Regions from separate parts of the Homo sapiens genome. Here region 2 is linked to region 1. Evidence: chromatin loops called from intact Hi-C (ENCODE). Cell type or tissue: endothelial cell of umbilical vein. All regions are shown on one strand. Links, peaks and the distances in the headings refer to the core of each region. The heading gives the core; the rest is flanking DNA. Region 1 overlaps PLAAT5 (phospholipase A and acyltransferase 5). Region 2 has its middle 20 kb from the start of SLC22A8.

The links. A loop is a pair of places that touch in the nucleus more often than their neighbours do. Peaks named below come from ENCODE experiments on the same cell type or tissue, not always from the same donor. Only the 100,000 strongest peaks of a DNase experiment are listed, where the experiment ranks them.
Region 2: a loop joins it to region 1, with 8 times the contacts of the local background. A loop is called at or near these places in 6 of 110 quality-filtered maps.

Annotation. Positions count from the first base shown.
Region 1 is chr11:63,477,747-63,480,665 of GRCh38, reverse strand. The region is part of intron 3 of PLAAT5 (phospholipase A and acyltransferase 5); the gene reads left to right. Among named protein-coding and RNA genes, the nearest start is that of PLAAT5, 12 kb to the left of the region's middle. In endothelial cell of umbilical vein, for the core only: a CTCF peak has its summit at 1,674 (motif pointing left); a DNase peak (open chromatin) is centred at 1,635; H3K27me3 peaks cover 196 bases.
Region 2 is chr11:63,034,574-63,037,492 of GRCh38, reverse strand. No RefSeq gene overlaps it. Among named protein-coding and RNA genes, the nearest start is that of SLC22A8, 20 kb to the right of the region's middle. In endothelial cell of umbilical vein, for the core only: CTCF peaks have their summits at 1,415 (motif pointing right) and 1,616 (motif pointing left); a DNase peak (open chromatin) is centred at 1,602.

The DNA of each region.
Region 1 (2,919 bases), core at 169-2,668:
CTCTGGCACCCAGGCTATACTCCAGACCAATCTGAACTTTTTAAAGCTCCACAGGCGATTTCAATTTGTAACCAAGGCTGAGAATCAATACTCAATATAATCGATTTACAGTGGGAGGAAATTTAACAAGAGAGTGGATAACTGTTAAGTCTCTGTGAATCCCATTTAGTTTTATACCTTACTACCTCATCCAGTGGCAATATTGCAGATGAGAGAGTATTAAAATGCAAAAGAAAATACTTAAAATTCCAAAATTCCCTCCTCTTTCCTTCTCCAATCCCTGAGCCTTCTGTTTTCTGTACCACAAAGCTTGTTCGACATCCTTGATGAACAGAACTTGGGTTTTCTGAGCTTTCTTCTGGCTTAGATTGGCCTCACAATGAATTGGGTTATCTTCTTGCTGTCAGTTTTCCAGGAAACAACAACAAGGATTTGATTGATTGCTTGTTTGTTGTCATAGGGAATGACCTAGCCATGTTGAGTGGGAAGTAACTGGCTATTTGGTTGGTGGGGAAATATGTCCAAGGTGGAGGGATGGTGAAGAACGGACCGCATGTTCCTACAAAGAACAGACGTGACCGTCCAGCTGGCTTGGCCGACTCTGAGAGCCCTGCCCTCCACTAGATATGGTGGATGGTGGGTGAAAGGCATTGGTTAGGACTCTAAGGTATTGGGGTCTGTGGTCAGGTAGAGTGAGATGGAATCAGGGGTTAGTTCAAGAGTAACATAACGTGTCAAGTGGCTTTCCCTCTGGAGTGACTCAGAAAAACCTGTCCCATAATCTTACTGTTACTGCCATTTCCTTCACCCTGATCAATGCCAGAAATAATAGCCTGAGTTGGATTGATTTGAGCTCTGGCGCCTGTTCTTCACTTCTTGTTCATCTTTTGTCCATGGGCATTTCTGTTTTTCTTCCTGACCAGTGTCAGGACTTAGATAGTAATGGTCCTTAGATTACTGTAACAGTGAGGATGGGCCTATGGGGTCTCCTGTGTCATGTGTGTATAATAGCAGAAATGGCCTCAGCTTAGCACATATGTTCATATAAAGAAATTAGGCTAAATAACTTCTCTTCCTCTCTCATTTACCTATGTCTGAAAGGAAAAAATAATTAGACAATCTATGAATCAAAAATCTGTATATACCTAAATTATAAATTAAAGGCAATTTAACTGTTTACCTGCATCTGCACATGCAAATGTTGAACCTGACTTGATTTTTTAAAATGAGCTTCAAAATATTTAAACTTCAGACTTTCTTATGAACATTTTAAAACAGTTTCTCTGATCCTTTGCCATTTATGAAGACAGAGGCATCTGCTTAAAGCAATATAGTCTTATTACTATCTGAATCACAAAGAAAATACTATTTGCTATTGTTCCTTTTTAGTCTTCTTCAAAGGACGAGAAAGAGCTCTCCTCCACTTTGCCTTTCTTCACTTACTCTCTTGGCTGCTTTCTGCTCCTCTGTATCCATCTACATCACTCACATGCTGTCTTCCCAACTCGTAGCACTCAACCTCTTCTGTATACTACCGGCTTCCGGGATTTATGGTGGGGGATATCCCTACTGCTTTCCCTGGGCTTATGGCAAAAGAAAATGAAGTCCAGTTTGAAGTCTCCTGCAATATCATTCTGCTTTCTGGGTGAGAAGCCTGGTATGGGGAGCCCTCTAGTGGATATGTGGCTGCCATTACATTTTCCCTTTAAGGCAGAAGAAAGAGTTGGTTTGTTGGCAGGGGCAAGGGAGTAGTTCTGGTCCTAGCTCGACCATGGACTTGCTGTGGGACTTTAGACAAAGCACTTCCTCTCTCTTGGCCTCAGTTCCTTCCATGAAATATTGTAGTGTATACTGTTTGCTTTGTGCCCACAAAAACTCATTGCTGCAAGTGGGCAGGACTTGTGGAATGGCTGAGTGCAGATCTCAGCAAATCCTCTTTTCCCAAAACAATTATGAAGCCAGACAAAATTGCCAAAGACAGTCATTTAAAGACTGGAAATTTGACCAAAGCCATACAACAGATTGAGAAGGGTTAATTTAAGAAAGTCCATCCGTGGTCGGGCGTGGGCTCACGCCTGTAATCCCAGCACTTTGGGAGGCCAAGGCGGGCAGGTCAGGAGATTGAGACCATCCTGGCTAACACGGTAAAACCCCGTCTCTACTAAAAATACAAAAAATCAGCAGGGCGTGGTGGCGCGAGCCTGTAGTCCCAGCTACTCGGGTGGCTGAGGCAGGAGAATCCCTTGAAACCAGGGAGGCGGAGGTTGCAGTGAGCTGAGATCGCGCCACTGCACTCCAGCCTGGGTAACAGAGCAAGACTCCGTCTAAAAAAAAAAAAAAGAAAGTCTATTGGTTCTCAGAAAGAACAGTGGAAGTCTGTAGTGTTTTAGCATTGCCCCTTCACCTCCAGCTCTGCGGTTGTGGTAAGGAAGTTCTATCCAGGTGGGTGGGGCTTGTGGGAGGGAATGGCGTGGCAGCAGAGGGTGACTGACTTTACTTCCATGCCCAGGGTTGTTGAAAACAAGAGTTATCTCAGTGACAATCATGGAAGACCAAAATTGCAGCTAGCTTGAGGTTGCAGTACTGGTTAGGACAAGCAATAGGCCAACAGGCCTGCCAAAAATTTAACATGGAAATCCAGGTAATGATACAACTAAAGAGGGTCTTGAAAAGCTGCCACATGTGTCTGGTGGTCTAGAAGGTATGCACAAGGCTGCATACACATTCACATTCAGGACAGACTGGAGACTCATAAAAATCTGGAACTTTGAATGAATTCTCCAAGCCACACAGAGATCCACTGACAAAAGGTAAAGCCTTCGCGGCACAAGGTGTGGCTCAACTTCTGGCCATTAAGCTATGCCGATCTAGGAAGCCAGGCTTAAAAACAAGAAGCCGGGCACTGTGGCTCACGCCTGT
Region 2 (2,919 bases), core at 329-2,828, 440 kb after region 1:
ACAAAAATTAATTCAAGATGGATTAAAGACTTAAATCTTAGACCTAAAACCATAAAAACCCTAGAAGAAAACCTAGTCAATACCATTCAGGATATAGGCATGGGCAAGGATTTCATGTCTAAAACACCAAAAGCAATGGCAACAAAAGCCAAAATTGACAAATGGGATCTAATTAAACTAGAGCTTCTGCACAGCAAAAGAAACTACCATCAGAGTGAACAGGCAACCTACAGAATGGGAGAAAATTTTTGCAATCTACTCATCTGACAAAGGGCTAATATCCAGAATCTACAATGAACTCAAACAAATTTACAAGAAAAAAACAAACAACCCCATCAAAAAGTGGGCAAAGGATATGAACAGACACTTCTCAAAAGAAGACATTTATGCAGCCAACAGACACATGAAAAAATGCTCATCATCACTGGCCATCAGAGAAATGCAAATCAAAACCACAATGAGATACCATCTCACACCAGTTAGAATGGCGATCATTAAAAAGTCAGGAAACAACAGGTGCTGGAGAGGATGTGGAGAAATAGGAACACTTTTACACTGTTGTTGGGACTGTAAACTAGTTCAACCATTGTGGAAGTCAGTGTGGCGATTCCTCAGGGATCTAGAACTAGAAATACCATTCAACCTAGCCATCCCATTACTGGGTATATACCCAAAGGATTATAAATCATGCTGGTATAATGACACATGCACACGTATGTTTATTGCGGCACTATTCACAACAGCAAAGACTTGGAACCAACCCAAATGTCCAACAATGATAGACTAGATTAAGCAAATGTGGCACATATACACCATGGAACACTATGCAGCCATAAAAAAGGATGAGTTCATGTTCTTTGTAGGGACATGGATGAAGCTGGAAACCATCATTCTCAGCAAACTATTGCAAGGACAAAAAACCAAACACTGCATCTTCTCACTCATAGGTGGCAACTGAACAATGAGAACACTTGTACACAGGAAAGGGAACATCACACACCGGGGCCTGTCGTGGGGTGGGAGGAGTGGGGAGGGATAGCATTAGGAGATAAACCTAATTTAAATGACGAGTTAATGGGTGCAGCACACCGACATGTCACGTGTATACATATGTGACAAACCTGCACGTTGTGCACATGTACCCTAGAACTTAAAGTATAATAATAAAAAAAAAAAGAATTTGTGGCAGAAATTGCCAGTTAACTTCCAATATTCATTTTCCCATTCTTCCATAATAGATTTTTGGCCACCAAGAAAAAATGCAACATTTCACAGTCTTTCTTATAGGAAAGTGTAGCCATATGACACCTCAGCAAGCAGTATTTTCCGGACAATGGGATGTGAGCAGCAGTAATGTACATCTCCTCCCTCCCCCTCCTATTTTAACCCAGGCAGCCTACCTGTAGGGGGCAGGAAGGAATGGCAGGGGGTACTAAGTTCTTAACCATAGTGATTTATGTGTTATATGGCCATTTGATCCAGCTTGCTCTTCTACCATCCCTAGGTGGTTGCCCTCATATCATCATGGTTCAAAATGATCGCTGCCCTCTCTCCAAAATGATTCCTGGAAGGGAATAGATGGCAAGGCAGTCAATGGCTTCAGATCCCTAACTCTGAACACTATATTCTACTGCCCTCTAGTGGAATGTTCCAGTACTTGACACAATCGTTGCATAACTACATTGGCAAGAATGAAAGCTGTATGTGAAAAGAGCCACCAAGGCATGGATCGGTGTGTGAAAAGAACAATATTGGGACATGCAAAAGGGTATCTGCAGAGCCTGGAAGAGAAGTCCCAATCATCCCCTCCAGCACCTGGCTCAGGACTCTTGCCAATTCTTTGGTGAAAAGAACTGAAAGTCGGTATCAGAACTGAATACAGAAAACCCACGGTTGCTTGCCTAAATTTCTTCTCTGCCATTTGCATTGTAAACATATTGATTGAGCATCCACCAAGTGCCAGGCACAGCTCTGTCTCTATGATTGGGACAAACAAGGTCCCTTCTCTCAAAGGTGTACATTCTAAGGGGAGAGGAGGGTAAGTGTGGGCAAAGGAAAAGACAATAACAAGAAATGAATCAACACGAGGTTGGGCGCGGTGGCTCACACCTGTAATCCCAGCACTTTGGCAGGCAGAGGCGGGCAGATCACTTGAAGCCAGGAACTCAAGGCCAGCCTGGCCAACATGGCAAAACCCCGTCTCTATTAAAAATACAAAAATTAGCCAGGCTTGGTGGCATGCACTGTAATCACGGCTACAGCAAGAGGCTGAGGCAGGAGAATCACTTGAACCCAGGAGGTGGAGGCTGTAGTGGCCGAGATCGAGCCACTGCATTCCAGCCTGAGTGATAAAGTGAGACTCTATCTCAAAAAAGAAAAAAAATCAACACGAGTGGTGTCAGATAAAGGTAAACGCGGGCCAGATTGTGGAGATTTTTAAATGCATTAGGGAGTTTTAACATAGAGATAACATGCTTGGATTCAGGTTTCTAAAACACCATTCTGGCTTCTAGGTGGAAGATGGATTGTACAAGACAGGGATGGAGGAGGGAGACCAGCTGGAAGATGACTGTACGGGTCCGGAGGAGCGGTGATGGTAGCTTGAATTAGAAAGGAAGCAGCAGAGAATGAGGAGTGAAAAGACTGGTTTCCATTGTGAAAGTAAAGCCAACAGGCCTTAGTCTGTTCAGGCTGCTACCATAAAAATACAATATACGGGTGGCCTATAAAAGTCAGAAATGGATTTCTTACAGTTCTGGAAGCTGGAAATCTGAGATAGGTGCCAGCTTGGTCAGGCTCTGGTATGAGCCTTTTTCCAGGTTGAAGACTATTGTCTTCTCATTGTCTCCTCACATGGCAGACAGAAGGCTGGAGAGCTATTTGTGGCTCTCATGCAAGGGCACGAATCCTATTCTTAAA